2 separate regions of the Mus musculus genome follow, and region 2 is linked to region 1. Evidence: chromatin loops called from intact Hi-C (ENCODE). Cell type or tissue: heart. All regions are shown on one strand. Links, peaks and the distances in the headings refer to the core of each region. The heading gives the core; the rest is flanking DNA.

The links. A loop is a pair of places that touch in the nucleus more often than their neighbours do. Peaks named below come from ENCODE experiments on the same cell type or tissue, not always from the same donor. Only the 100,000 strongest peaks of a DNase experiment are listed, where the experiment ranks them.
Region 2: it touches region 1 in a loop (2.5-fold over the local background); 3 of 42 quality-filtered maps call a loop at or near these places.

What each region holds. Positions count from the first base shown.
Region 1 is chr15:31,450,626-31,458,388 of GRCm38, forward strand. Ropn1l (ropporin 1-like) reads right to left here and starts at 3,064. Exons shown (of 5, transcript NM_145852.2): 1 at 2,788-3,064; 2 at 457-580. The coding sequence starts at 2,918. It overlaps Marchf6 (membrane associated ring-CH-type finger 6), which reads right to left. Exons shown (of 26, transcript NM_172606.2): 26 at 5,274-7,763. It overlaps Gm49208 (a long non-coding RNA gene), which reads left to right and starts at 3,046. Exons shown (of 2, transcript XR_003951491.1): 1 at 3,046-3,287; 2 at 4,055-5,734. In heart, for the core only: no CTCF peak of the experiment used is centred there; a DNase peak (open chromatin) is centred at 3,056; H3K4me3 peaks cover 1,683 bases; H3K27ac peaks cover 1,699 bases.
Region 2 is chr15:31,219,804-31,227,566 of GRCm38, forward strand. It overlaps Dap (death-associated protein), which reads left to right and starts at 4,582. Exons shown (of 4, transcript NM_146057.3): 1 at 4,582-4,780. The coding sequence starts at 4,726. In heart, for the core only: no CTCF peak of the experiment used is centred there; a DNase peak (open chromatin) is centred at 4,538; H3K4me3 peaks cover 1,872 bases; H3K27ac peaks cover 1,969 bases.

The sequences.
Region 1 (7,763 bases), core at 921-5,920:
AGGGGAGAGAGGGGTATGCAGACATGGAGCACACGCTCCCTACCGTCCAGAATATTTCCCAGTACAAGCCTAACTTTGAAACTAGAGCAATGCCCACCTGTAATGCTACCACTCAGGATGCTGAGTTAGGAGGGTCACCTCGAGTTTGAGGATATCTGGGACTATATAACAAGTTATCTGTTTCTCAAAAAAAAAAAAAACATGAAACAATTTGTGGTGGTTTGTTGAACTCTGGTTTACACACACACACACACACACACACACACACACACCTTCAATGTACATTCACAAAATAAAAGTAAAATCTATGCATGAAAAGCTAGCTCTTGGGGTTCTTTCCAAGAAACAAAGTCGGATGTGAATGTGGCAGGACAGGCCTGGGGACAGAGGGCAGGTATCTGTTTCAAGAGTCACAGCATGGGAACAGGAGCGTGTGCAGTTAAGAGGCTCACCCACCTGCTTGTGCAGGACTTTCAGGAGTCCCTGGGTCAGGCCTGTGTCAGTCTTCTGTGTGGCCACAGGCATTTCAATTCTGTCCTTTACAGGAAGTGGGTCTCCTCTGGACAGGGCTGAAAAATACCTGGAATGAGAGATATCACTGAAGAGCATCAGCACGCAGGCCACACCCAAGGCTGCCTAACACCGCAGCAGATGCGGGGGGGCCGGGGGGGGGGCTCCCAAAGCCAGCTGACCACACCGAAGTCCTGGGACCTTGACTGAGCAACCCCCTTGAACTTCACTGTGCACTCTGGTTTCTCTGCCTGCAAAGCAGACATGCTGATTGCTATTTGAGGGTCCTGGAAGCATCAAGTGACAGAAAGCCTGCATGGGAGCCAGGAGAGAGAGCCTCACTGAACTGTGTTCATCTCCCCTTTGGCTCTCATGTTTCCTTCCTCCGAGTGCTTTCTAAATGTAGACAGAGAAAGCAGAGTCTGATGCTAAGTTTTTCATTGTTTTAAAATATTTTTATTTTTAAATGTGTGTGCATGTGTAACACACACACACAGGAGTGTGGGTAGGTACAGGTGAATGGCCCTGGGACAGGAGCCACTGCTGGTTGTGAGCTGTGTGACATGGGTGCTAGAAGCTCAATTCAGGTCTATTGGGAAAGCAAGCAAATACTGCTAACTGAGACCCATCTCTCCAGCACCCCATGCCCTAAGGTCATTCCTTTTTCAACAGCTGCTTTCTGAGGTAATTGGCATTAAACACCTCGACACATTCACCTCTAAGTGGTGCAGACACACAAAGGCTTCCCACTTTCCATCTTTCCCAGTTCTGCCTGGGTCTACCCCCCACCCCCACCCCCCCCAAAAAGTTCCATTCTAGGAATCTGAAAATGTGTGAGCTGGAGGTTAAGGAGGCACAGAAATGGCTTGGGGCAACAACTTGAGTGAATTCCCTTCGGATTTGGCCAGCACGAGGCCTTGTGCCAGGCAAGGTCTTAAGCCACAGTCAAAGAACTTGTAGCCAGGAAGATGAACATGAAATTAAGCACCAGGGCACCAGGTATGTCTATGAGTTATCAGAAACCATCTAAATCTGAAACATAGATAGATGGACATGGATAGTGAAGACTGAATAGATTAAAGGCAACCCCCTCTCTCTTCACCCTTTAGGGTCAACTCCACCTATAACTACTAAGACTTTTGTGCTCCTCTCTGTGGTTTCGTTAATGAGCTAAGGAGTGGTGCGGACAGCCACGAGAGAAACAGATGCAGAACTGTTGACCTAAAAGTCCAGGCCCCGGTTACAATGCTGTGGCTTGGTGGATTCACACCTATTCATAGTTGTTCCCTCATCGGCAGTCTAATGAATCAGGGATTTCTTGTGTAAGGCTTCAAAAAAACTCTCTCTGTAGTATTAATAAATGTGCCAATAGGGGCGGAGACTTGAAGTGCAAATAAACTTTCATAAAGACACCCTAGCCCTTCTCTCTAAGGCTCGAGCATATGTAATATCGCTGAGGGGTTATTGAGAGAACTGACAAAGGGACCGCTGGGCTCACAGGTGACCCTGACGGAGCTAAGTAAGACATCCAGGTCCTGTCCCCTGAAGCCCCGTGAGAGGTACTCTACATGGCAAGCGTCTTTGCACAATTAAGGACTTTAGATGGGGGAAACTATCCTGAAGAAACGGTATGGCTCCTAAATGTATCACAGGACTCCTCAGGAGAGGAAGGCAGAAGAGAACCCACGGATTGTAGAAGGGCCAGGAAGTTCCAACAGCCGAGTCTGATATGGAAGCAGCCACCCCAAACGCCTGTTGCCTGCTCCAGATGTTTTGTTGCTTTTACCTCCAGAGCTGTCGTTTTTTAAAAGTCGAGTTGTTAAAACAGCCAAAAGTAACGAAACCACCTTAGCTAATATAGTTCAGAGAAAGTTAGCAAATTTTGGCTAAAAATAGTTATTCTCGTGATTTAAAAAGTGGCACAGTTCTCTTGTAAAACCGAAAGAATGAGTGTTAAGATTATAATGGTCAGGCCCTTGAAAGGGTTCCTGTCCTTGTTTCTAGAGTGTGAAGGTTCGCTAGCTGTGAGCTGTGCTGGACAATTTTCTCAGGTGGCAGCTTTCACATACCTCTGCCTCATTTGGGGGTGGGTGGGGGCATAATTCAGTTGTTCTGGGCGGTTTCATTTATAACATCCCTGTAACTGATTTTTTTTTTTTTTTAAACTCAGCGGAGCCACTTTTTGCCCCGCGGTTGGTGTGCAAGCTTTGTTAGTCTACACCCACAACGTCGGCGTCTGTACTCGGTAACGGGGTGAGGTTCCCTGGCCGGCCTTACCCCGCCGACCACTGCAGCACGTCCGCCGGCTGCGTACGGATGGCAGCCTTGGTGAACTGCTTGAGGATGTCCGGCAGCTCCGGGGGGATGTGGATCTGCTGCGCGCAGAACATGGTGTCGGGCAGCGGCATCGTTCTGGGGAGACCGCGGCGGCCTGGGACGTTGTGCTGCGGGGAGGAGAGGCAGGGTCAGCGCAGCGGGCGGCGGGGAGGGACTGCTCCGCCCCCTCAGGAAACTGAGGCCCAACCGCCCAGAGCGGATAGAGCACGCGATTGTGGCGTGCGGTCTCCAGGCAACCCGAGCTGCGCATGCGCACAGCCTCAGCAAACAAGGGGCGGACGTCCGGCTGGCCTCTGTGACCAACGAGTGACCACAGAGCGGAGAGCGCCATAAAACAGCTTGTTTTCCTAAAACGCGGAGGTTGCGCTAATCCGAACCCCAAGAGGTCTCGACCAGGGTCTCGGCTTGGCGTGTGACTCCATTTGGTCCACACACCCACTGTATGAATACACATTTCCAAACCAAAGCAGCTTGGCAAAAAAACATTTAGTTAATAGAATGGGAAAACAAGGACTCTCAGACACTGTTGACAGAAATGAGCGTTTATCTGGGGACTACAGGATTTTCTAACGACTTAGCAATATTTATCCTAAGGGGGGGGATAGGCATAAGGAGTAAATAATAATGCCTATTATGTAGCTTGGTAGGTTAACTTTTATTAAAACCTCTATCATGGTCTCCAAAGAAAAACAACACAATCGGGTAAAACCAACAGAGTTAAAATCTGATGTGGGGACTGCGAGACTCGCAAGGCTGGGGTTCATTTGAGCTGGGAATTGGAGACCAGCCTGGGCAACATTTAGCGCTTCAAGAAGCAACAAGTCTGTTCCCACCCACACCACCACCACCACCACCACCACCACCACCACCACCACCACCACCACCACCACCACCACCACCACCACATGACTGGTGAAGCGGAAAAGATTGTAAAACAATCTGGGTGTGCAGGTGTCTGTTCCTTTTATTCTTAAAAGTCTCAGGTATAAATTGTGACAATTCAGCTTTTGTTTTCTTAAGTGAATTATATTTTGCTGTTGTATCTAAAAAAAAAAAAAAAAAAAAAGTGAGCCTAGCCTACATTGACCTTTTTTTTCCCTACATAAGTTACTATTAGTTCGTTTGTACAGTATCTGTAGTGTGAATGTTTGCTTTTCATTCTGTTACCAGTCCAAATACTTCACTTTTTTTTTTTTTTTAATTTCAGCATCCATGCCCCGTTGTGTGGAATCCACTGAATACATACGGAAGTGTCTGCTTTACCAGATACACTATGGCAAGGAAATGGCCACCTAAGCAAAATGGGTGTGGTTCCTGAGCAAGAAGCTCCTTCCTCCTCCAAGTACATCCTAAAGCATAAATGAACGAGCCGAAAGAAAGTCTTAGGCACGGTTGTATAAGCAAAGGAGATTAAAGAAAACAAAACAAAATAAAAAAACCCAACGCAATGGCTAAACAACATAAAGTGATGCAGAGGGGCCTGTGCCTTGCTGACAGTCTACCCATGGTTTTAAAGGCTTGCAGAGTAGCAGCAGGAGGCTGATGGAGGACTAGGTGTGTATGTGTGCAGACCTAACGAGCCCACTGAGGAAGCAGCTAGGCCTCAGCGGTCTCCCCGGAGGGAGTCCTGTGTGCTGGCTTGGGCAGCTGACTTCTCGCTCTCTCTTCCATCTTCTGGTTACTATCTGTTCTGCACTTGTGGTCCTTGGAGGCAGACATCTTCAGTCACTTAACACATCAACTCTCCTAATCACTGTGTTTCAGGAGATAACCAGTTTTGAGTATTGGTTTCCTTTGGCGAGGACTTTCAACTTCACAGATTAAAGAGGGAGGTCTGGGGTTCAAAGAGCATATTTCCACCACTCCTACATTAAACAGCAATGTATTTAATTGGGTGGAGATGAGGAAAATGTTGAAAGCTTTTGAAAAACTTGAACTTAGAAAAACTAGAAATGGCCCCTAAAACCGAAAGATCTCACAATCATAAAGGAGAAAAGGCCACGCAACCCTTTCCTTCTCAGGCATGTAGGCAATGACATAAAACGGTTTCTGATGTGTCTTGTATCAGGCTCCATCCCAAAGCGATGGCTCACGGCAGTGTCACCCTGTGGCCCAGGTGGAGGGGCTTCACGCCTTCCAGTAGTAATGCTCTCCGTCCATTCAGTGCATGGGCAGGGGCAGACGTGTCCTCTGCAGCAACACTTTCCACCCACTGTCAAGCTTCAGATAACTGTTTTTCTTTCAACTATAAACACCTATATTCTTTTGGGGTGGGGCCTTCCTGTCACTCAGGCTCCAACAATCCTCCTGCCTGTTTCCCAGCTAGCTGGGCCACACACATGTACCACAGCACCAGCCTCAAACTTTCAGAAATTAAAAAGCAATCTTACATCAAAGAAAACACACAGCCAAAAAGAAAACAAGGCTACAACTAACATTCACTTTATTCAATTCTGTTCTCTTAACTCGGAAGGCAACAAATGACCACATAAAAAAGGGAGCATTTTTGAATATATACACATAAAATTGATCTGGGTACAGGTGTTTACTGTAATAGAAAACCGACCTCCCACATCACTAAGTGTTCTAATTCACTCCTAAACAGACACCCCTAGGCCTTAGTCACTCATTTCCATCTAAGGTTCTATAGGATTGTCATGATTACAAAATGAGGCACTCAGACAGATAGACAGGAATGGAGACATACATACACATGTATACTGTCTTATTTTTATATTAATGCCAAAGCTATTATTGGAGAGTATCTGAAGAAGCCCTTACTCACGACAGCTGTTTTAAATCTTTGACAACAACAGCAATAAGCTGAAACAAAACATCTGATTGACAGGGCAAATTAAGTGCCCCGCTACAGGGCAATTTAAGCAAAGAATTTAAAGACCCTTCACAGATGAGGTCTCTAGTAACACTTCAGTGGTACTATGTCATCTCTCCCCTTGATAATGACTGAACAGTTACGATCCTAGAGGATTGTTTTAAACAAGAACTTTGAGCATCACAATGTAAAATGAGGCATCACAGTAACTAGCCTGATATTCTCCACCCCAGAGAGGAGAGGAAGGAACTAATTTGGAGCACCGTGCCAAGTGCCAAGTTCTTGCATAATGGCACTGGCTCCTGTGTCTGCAAACACAACAGGGTACAAATGTCCAATGCGTATTTTGTGTTTGTCTTAAAAATTCATCAACTCAACCTGAATTTAGGAATATACTTTAATAAAGCATTTGTGCGACACAGAAGCGACATGTCTGATAAACTCATAGGAGGATTGTCCCTTGAGGGGAGGGACCATCTTGAGAATTCACAGTAATAACAGCTATACTGACTGTTAAAACAAAAATTACTGTTCAATACATGTCTTATCTCCCTACCCTACCCCCGGAGAACGGGAGTGGGGGCTGGAACCACAACTATAAACATGGAACATTAAGGCTAGCTACACACAAATTTTACATTGGCATTTTCTTCAGTTTTCATCTAAACTATTAGTACTTTGTAGTTTAAAAATCAAACCATAATTTGTTAATAATGAACAACTATACATTTCGAAGTGACCATCTGATAACTGGTCATGTAAAACTAATCCCAAGTGGTGATTTGTCTTCAAATTATCAATAATAAAGCACAAAGGTCTTTCCTAGTAAACTCCCTTGAAGACTGGGTGTTAGCCTAATTCAAAATGATGCACATCTCTATAAATTTCCTGTAAAGACCGGCAGCAAATAGGAACACCTTCTGAATTGAGGGTTTTAAATGTTTATGATATTGTTGAATAAAACCTGTATGTCACCCTAGCAAATGTTATGCACAATAAATCCCCACGAGGACATCATCTTCCTGAAAGCCACTGGACAAAGCACACAGGAGAGCAGGCCCTGCCAGTGAGATGGGGCCCACCTTGGCAATCGGCGCTGTTTGTGGTTGTTCTCAGAAAAGCATCCAGTAAGCTCACTTACAATTCCAGATGACTGAGAATGCTTAGCTTTTTGTGGTAGATCCATAAATTGTTTAAAAATTAAAAATGAAACCTGAATGTTATATGTCCAATATACCAGCATCAAAAGATTAGGCTTTATAGACATATTCCCATTGACAGGTGGCACTGCATTTTAAAATGCTAATTCTTTATGGAAGGACAAAGTCTGAGAGTGAAGGTAGGCTTGCTACAGGAGAGAAAGGCTGTTACAAAATGACAGTGTTAACACTGGATCCATGGCAAGACTGTTTTTGTTTTTTAAATATAATGCTGCTTTAAAACAAAGTATTTGCTTATTACTTAGTGAATTTAAGAACGACAAAAAGACAAAATCAAGAAAGGAACAAAACCAGAAAGCATTGCTCTTAATCTTTTGTTTGGCTTTGTATTTAGAGGTGGGGGTGGGCCCTCAGACCTTTCCAACTATGGGTTTAATACTCCATGGAACTCTTTACAGTCTATGAAAGCTTCTAGCACTATCCTTATAATACACCTTTACCATTAAACACTTGAATGACGTACAACCATCCTAATCTTTTAAACTTTAAACATGAAGCTTGGGCTAGGGGAACCAGGCTTCCTCTGAGTATTAAATTCTCTAAAATCTCACAGCATTTCTCCAATGCAACTCTTTCCTATGGCGAAGGCCAACTCAGTCTGCTTCCTTTCAAACAAATAAAACTTGGTTTTATTTGCGGTTTACTGTAAACACCATGCCTTAGGAACAGGGGTTTCCTGGTATATTAACTGAGCCTCAGCTGCAATGTGCTGCCAGCACGGCAGGATGTTCTACTCATCGTCCCTGATGCAGTCGGCCTCATTCCACGGCCTAGGGCCTTGACCTGTCACTACTGGTCCTGTTGGTGATGACATCCCCTTAGATTTCTCATCCGGCATGACACTTTTGGCCACTGTTGACAAA
Region 2 (7,763 bases), core at 1,599-6,598, 230 kb before region 1:
CCTGCAGCCAAACATAGCACAGGACCTTCTGCTCTTCCTGTGCATACTCACTCTGCCTTCACATCAAGTGTGGTGAGGACATGGCCCTCTGTCTTCTACCTTCTGTGCCTCTCCTCTCTGCTTCCTGTGGATGGACACTCCATCTCCAATCAAGTGGAAAGGTTCAAGTCCTTGCTCTCGCCTCTGAACATCTTTCTCCTCACCTTCCCTGGAACCACGACAAACCAGCGGGAACCTGTTGCTGCTCTAAAGCATCCAGCACACTCCGCCCTGTGTTGTAAACACATTTTACTTCATTCTTTTCTCTGAGATCTCTAAACAAGCAATACGCTTTGGGAAGACTTGTATTCAATCCTCGTGGTTTACACAGCGTCCCCAGTGTGTCATAGTGTCAACCCACAGAGACACTCTAGAAGGCATGTGACTCTCTCCGTGTTAAGACTGGAACACTGAGCCTCACAGAGGATGCATTTTCTGGAGTTCATAAAATGACGTGTGGTTGGGAAGGGTCTTAGTGTGCCTACAGATCTCTTCCACTGACTTCTCTCTAGTCTGTCCCCATAGGAAAAATCCAAGCAGAGCCCTATAGGTTCAAAGAGGTCATGGTGATCTCTATGGCCTCATGCTGTTCATCTCGCATGTAGGGTTTCTGAGAACGACGGGCTCACAGCCAAAGAACTTCCTGAAAGGCTTTTATGTATTTTTAAGGGCAAAGTCATGTCTCAGTAGCACTGTCTCCTGGATAGATTCTTTAAAAACAAAGTAACAAAAATATTTTATTATTCAATTTTAGATTCTGGGCTCTCCTGAGATTATTTTGTCTTGCTGAGAGCCTCTTTATCCTCAGCGTCTTTGTCATGTTTATTTTTATACTTATAGCAATTCATATACCCTTGTAAGAAATTTTATACTGCAAGATAAATGCTAAGCTGTAATATTGAATAACTATTTGAAACCCTAAGATAAGTATTATTGCCACCAATACAGAATCATAATCACACACTACATGAGGAGCTTCCACAAGGTCAAATCCTGGCTCAGAGGGCAAACTGGGAATGTCATTTGTCCACACCCTTGCCCTCATTTCTCCACTAAACACATTCTCTCATAAATAATCGACAACAGCCTTGGAAGTTCGGCAGGGAATCAGTATTCATAGTGCCACGACGCTCATCTTCTTTATGGTTTTTCTATTTTCTAACTTCCAGATAAAGATAAGAGGAATATTTGCCAAGGTTGGTCATTTCTTTCTTCAAATGTCTTTTACTAAACTATGTTTGTATGAGACTGGAATTGACTCCACGTACTTTATTAGCTATTGAATAGCTTCTGAAAACCCCTCAGATAGCTTCTCGCCCTATGACTAAGGGCAAGTTGAAACTCAAGTGAAACCCCCAAGGTCTGCTTGCTTCTGTGCCTCTCTCTCTCTCTCTCTCTCTCTCTCTCTCTCTCTCTCTCTCTGTGTGTGTGTGTGTGTGTGTGTGTGTGTGTGTGTGTGTGTGTGTATGTGTGTGTGTGTGTGTGTGTAAAATATATGGCACAATTTCATTTCTTCTTTGACTTTTGGAACCTGTGTGGATAACAAATCAATTATACTTAATTTTATTTATATCTTCTATAGTATAATAAAGAAATATCTTTGATGCTATGAAGCTAAGTCAAGAATGACAGCCACCCTCCTTTTATGAGCCAAGACAACAATGTGAAAGAATTTTGTGTGGTGAGTAAGAATATAAAAACTCTCATCCAGAAGGCAGCAGCCCAGAAAGACAGAAAGTAGAGGCTCATCTGGAAAAAGGAAGCAGTGTTCATCTGGCTGACACACAGAGTCATTTTTATATGCCATACGCGGGGCAATGCATGATGATTTAAAAAAAAAAAACAGTGCAGGAATAAAAATATATTCTTTAGTGTACTATGGTTTACAAGTACTTTCAACTATGCAATCTGGACAACGGAAAGAGAAGGTTCTCTCAGGCCTCCCCATCCAGACCCAGTGCCTACAGTCTCCATCAGAGAAGCCACATCTGAGGATGCTGTAGGAGTCACTGGGATGATACAGAACCGCATCACCACTGAACCGGAAACCTCACAACACCAGCAGCCATCATGGTTCAGATCTGGAATGTTTCTCAGGGGTGCACGTGGCAAAGGCTTGACACCCAGTCTGGCAATATTTGTTGATGGGAGAACCTTTAAAAGATGGGGTCTAACGGGAGACTTTTGGGTCATTGAAGGAATCTGTTTGAAGGACGTGTGGAACTCTGAGTTTTTCCTCTTTCATTTGCTCCCCCAGCCATGAGGTGAACAGATTGGAGCCACTGTGTTGCTGCAGGCTCAAAAGCAATGGGGCCAGTAAGGAAGGCACTGGAATCTCCAAAGCTATGGTCATAAGATTTTGTTGTTATTTTTTAATGTATTTATTTAATTCTGCAGTGGGGATAGAACCAGGGTGTGGCTCCTGCAAGGGAAGCTGTGGAAAACTGAAGTACGCTGCCTCCGAATCTCTCCTTTTCAGGCAAGTTACTGCAGGTGTTTGTGGGAGTGCTGAGAAGCTAACATCCCCGGGGGGGGGGGGGTGGCACAGCCCTCTGCCCTCCGATGTCTTTCTTGCAGATAGGGAAACCACAGGGCTCAATGACGTCACTAAGGTTCAAAACAGACAATGGCAGGGAGAATTCGCACCTTCTGTGACTTCTTCACTCTTTCCAGATTCTGTTTAGAAAACAGCCTACTTAGAGAAAAGTAGGAAATGTCCTCCAAAACCCTTACCCAGAAGTCAGCCAGCACTAGGAGGAAATGCTGCTGGGCTGAGAAACCTGGTATCTGGGCCCAGCTCACATTCACCAGACTGAAATGACTCTTTCACCTCCTCCCCCTCCCGCTCCCCCTTCCCCTCTCTCTATCTCTTTCTCTGTGTATGTTCTTGTTAAAAATGAATTATCCTCTCTCATCCCTAGAACCATTTAAGATTCAATTAACACCAGTCAACATTACTAGAATCTGTTCGGTAGACACCAGTGCATAGAATGCTCCCAGAGTGGTACTCAACATGTAGACTGTACCTGTGACAGACTGGGCTGGACATGCCCACACCCACCCACATGCCTCCTCCACAAGTGAAAGTGAATGAATATACTATTATATCCTAAGCATCCACTCCATTTTCTGTGTAGGCCCCATTTGTTGCTCTCTGTTAAGACAACATTGTAGGAGACCCATTGCCTCTCTGTTCCAGGATTATATGGGTCTTTTGCGATTGCCATGGCTAAGGGCCTGGAATATAAGTGAAAACCATATACCAGGCTTCTCCTTCCATGGAGCTGACAGTCCAGTCCATGGAGAATTCCAGTAAATGAGCAGAGAGAAATAAGGACGGCCAGATGAGGTTGATCGCATGGAGGCAGTAAAAAACATGAACAGAAACATGAGCCGGGCACCTTGGCTACATTCTCAGATCCCACAGGTCAGCTGACTTCACAAGCTGGTTGTACTATAGGAAGGAGTCAGTCATGTAGATATCTGGAGGAATCAGTGCTCAGTGATGGGAATAGCAGATGCCAAGACCAGAAGAACTGGCCTGTCCCACTAAAGAAGGATCAGAACAACCAATATGGGTCAAGGAGCCATAAGCAATGAGCTGCTAGTTTGCCAGGCCCTGTCACGAAAAAAGCCTTGTGGGTTGTATGTGCTACAGGTTGCATTTGATGGCCACAAGGGCTTCAAACCTCCTCGACTAAGAAATTGTTTCTATGCAAGCCTGCAAACCACTTGCCTCTTGAGAACCGCGAGCTAAATAATTCTGAGTAATTTATGAATTACTCAGACGCCAACATCATTACAGTGGAAAGCACCCCAGGAACGTGTAGGGAAGAGGGCCAAGGATGATGCACGGGAGATACAAATATTTACAAGTCTACAGAGAAGCTTGCCAAGCCGAATGGCAGCCACGGTGGTCTGGACAAGGCAGAGACATGGCGTCCCTAAAGCTAAAGAACATCCAGAGCTGTCTGCAGTGCTCCTACGAGATCAAAGGCACTGGACAAGTGACCTTCGGATTTGGCAGCCTGGGGTCAGGGAGAGGTTCTGAGAGATCAGTCAAGAGGTTCTGAGAGTAAGGAAGGAGTAGAGAGGTGTGGCACCCTGCCTCTTTTAATAGCTGGGTCGTCTAAGATCCGTGTGCAGCCTGGAAGGGATGGTGGCAGGCCCTTTTCTAAAGATAGAAGACTGCTGATCTTGCAGAGCTGCGAGTTCTAGAGAGTAACGGATAAGTTTTGCTGCAAAGTGAGCCAAGGAGCCAGGAGCTGCCATCTCTGAACGAAACCCCGCGCTGGGGTCTCGAACCACCAGCAGGCTACGCTTCCCTCAGTGACAGCTTGGCTAGTGAACACGCACCACGGGTCCAGCCCCTCGCTGGTCGCAGGGCCGCCCCGCCCTTCACGTACACACGCGCCCTGTCATCCTTCCCATACAATAGCCTTGGAGTCGTACGTGGCGCTGGCCGCTGCGCATGCTCCACAAGGACGGGCGGGGCGAGGCGAGGCGGCTCACAGAGTTCGGGTGGGCGGGACCGTGCCACGCAGCCGTTTGGAGCCACGCCCCCCTGCCCGGGGCGGCAGTGCGCGTTCCCGAGCAGCGCGCGCCTCACGCCTTCCCCCGAGTCCTCGCGCGCGCACTGACGCCCACCCCGCGGCTGCCGTCGCCCCTCCGAAAACCAGCGGCGCCATGTCTTCGCCTCCAGAAGGAAAGCTGGAGACCAAAGCTGGACACCCGCCCGCCGGTACTGACTGGTTTGCACTATGTCTTGGGGCGCCGGGAGGGGACAGGGCAGGATCGGGGTCCCAGTGCCCCGGTGCCCCTTGCTTGTGTGCTGCGCAGGCGCGCAGGTGAGCGGGCCCGGGGTGCAGGTGAGCGGGTCGCGGGATCCAGCCCTCCCCGGCGGGGACACCCTAGTTGTACAAGTCAAAACTCAAAAGTAGGCAGTTTTTATGAGATTGCACAGATGTTTGCGTGGGAGACCCCCAACAATTAAAAGGTAGTGTTGTATCATGATGATTAATCGTGGGCTGACAGCATTTCACACTGACAGACCAAAGAAGCGGAAATAATTATGATCATTAATCACCCGGCATGACTTCCTTTATTCATTTAATTTTCGCATCCAACTCCCTCTTGAAAGTGGTTAAAACGGTATTTTTTTAAAGCAAACCCGGAACTTCTGAGCCAAAACTTCTTTTTACTGGCAGTTCAGTCCAGTAAAGAGCCACCTCTCTTAGGAAATGGTGAGCAACCTTTGTGTGCCTTGGGCAGCCGCCTCCACTCAGTTCCTGTTTGTTCCTCCATGGCTGGAGGAGTTGGCATTTCTACTGCCCTTTCTGGTGGCAGAGATACCTGTGGAAGCACCACAGAGAGCCAGCCTGGAAACCGTGGGTCCTAGAAGCCAAGTCTCCTGTGGTATAAAACCAGGGCATCTCCCTGCAGACCTTGGAGGACTGTGTGGGGTAGGGACACATCTGTACCATCTTTCTGTAGTAAAAACTTAGACTCTCCAGCTGCTGGCCCCACTGGAGAACAGGAGGAGAGAGGAAACTGCCTTTAAAGTATGCTGTATTTCAAAGCTGATTCACTATGACAGTGCTTCTCAACTCGCCTAACTGGGGTTAGGAGTTATAGCTACGGGAGTCTTTGTGTTCAGTGTAAGATACTATGCTAGAGTATGGAAGGCTCTGGGTTCAATTCTCACTTCTTACAATACAAATTAACTTGTGGAAAGATTACCTTTAAGATACTGGCTCCTATCCCTAACCAAGTCTGTCCGCAATGGGTACCGGCTTGCTTCGCCAGTGGCGTCTCACTGAGTATATTAAACCACCTTCAGGGTAGGCCCTATGCCCCAGTAAATAGATGGCCAACGCAAAACGAACTCAGTGGTATTTTTGTAGACTTCCTGTCTCATGTGGTTTTCTTTGAGCATTTTTTAAAATCTTACTAGTGTATTGCTTGTGTATTTTGGTTTGTGGTTTTGTGGACTCTGTGTGTGTGTGTGTGTGTGTGTGTGTGTGAGAGAGAGAGAGAGAGAGAGAGAGAGAGAGAGAGAGAGGTATGGTGGGTAGGAATTGGGGGAAAAGTTGGAGAGAGGAAAAACATAATCAGACTATATTGTATGAAAAAAATCTACTAAAAAAACATAAACAAAACAACAACAGCAAACATTTCCTTTAAGGAACACCTTGACCTTTAATTCCTAAAGGAGTAGTTTGTGTCTACCTGCCTGAGGCTCTGAGCTGCTTGGTGTGGCCTGCACAGTAGGATCACATGACTGATTCTCCCAAGATAAGGAGTTCATTAGTGTGTGCTGTTGGAAAGGCATTGTGTCAAAATAGCACTAATTAAATTACATGTAGAGACTATTCACATGGACATCTTAGGATCGGAGGAAGAAAAACACACATGGGGGAAATTTGACATGAGAGTTCTGATTTTTCTTTAGTTTGTAAACAGGCTTTTGGGTTGGAAATGAAATACATTGTTTGTGCCTGCAGAGAGAGCCACGAGCGCACATTGTTAGAGTCTTGAGGAACACCGCTGGGCTCCTCTGGGACTCTGCGTTTCTCACCTGAATTTAGAGGCTGTAGCTGACGGTGGATCTCTGGGCCAGCCTTGGGGTTGTCAGCCACCCGCGGCTGGGCCCAGCCTTGGGGCTGTATCTCTTGCTTCTTTGCCTCTGTTTGTTCCTCTAGTTAATCAAACAGATAAATTTAGGTGACCTTAGGTCATTTACCTGACCCAAAAGTCTGGCGGGAGAGTAGCTGTCAGTGTCACATGCTGCATATCCCAAGGCCAGCTAGACCTGTGAGCCCAGAGGGGTGGGTGGGAAGGCAGTGGTTCTCAGCAGTGCCCCTAGTGTGCATGTTTCTCCCTATCCACAGAAGACCGAGGGCAGGGACTGGAGAGATGGCTCAGTGGTTAAGAGCACTGACCTGCTGTTCCAAGGGTCCCGAGTTCAATTCCCAGCAGCTAATCGGTGGCTCACAACCATCTGTAATGAGATCTGATGCCCTCTTCTGGTGTGTCTGAAGACAGCTACAGTATACTCATATAAATAAAATAAATCTTAAAAAGAAAAAAAGACCGAGGGCACTGCCTGTTTGTGTCAGGGAGGCCATAGGGTGCTTTTTATCTGTCTGGCAGCACCAGAGAATAGCAGTGCTGGAGAGTAAATATTTTTTAAAAGAAGAAACGGCCACCCACTAGTCACGAAGAATAAAGGTTTGCCAAGAACACAGTTCATAAGTCAAAGGGACCACCTTAAAAACTTTGGGAACACTTTCATTAAGTGCTTAAGCTGTGTACCAGTCTTGTGCTTAAATCTTTCATTGGAAATAATAAAATCCTCTCACCGCTCTTCTGCTGTCCGCTCTCATGTTTTCTCTTTAACGACCCTCCTCCCCTGTCCCTACAGGGCCCCCGTTTCCCTCATGGCTCCTCCACCTACTGTCTCCTACTCTTCTGGTTTCCAGGCTTACTAACATCTGTACCTTTCGGGGAGGGGGCAGCTGCCACAGTGCCTGGAACAGACACTCAGTAAACAGGTCCAGAAGCATTTCCTCAGGGTGCACTTCCCACCTTACCTGAAGCCTCCCTCTCTTCCGCATTGCACAGGGGGCTGGATGGTGCAGAATCAGAAGGGAGGAAACAGTAACTAGAACCTGGTCCAAGTTACAACACACCAGCATTTTACTGATGTAAATAGGTGCTCGGCA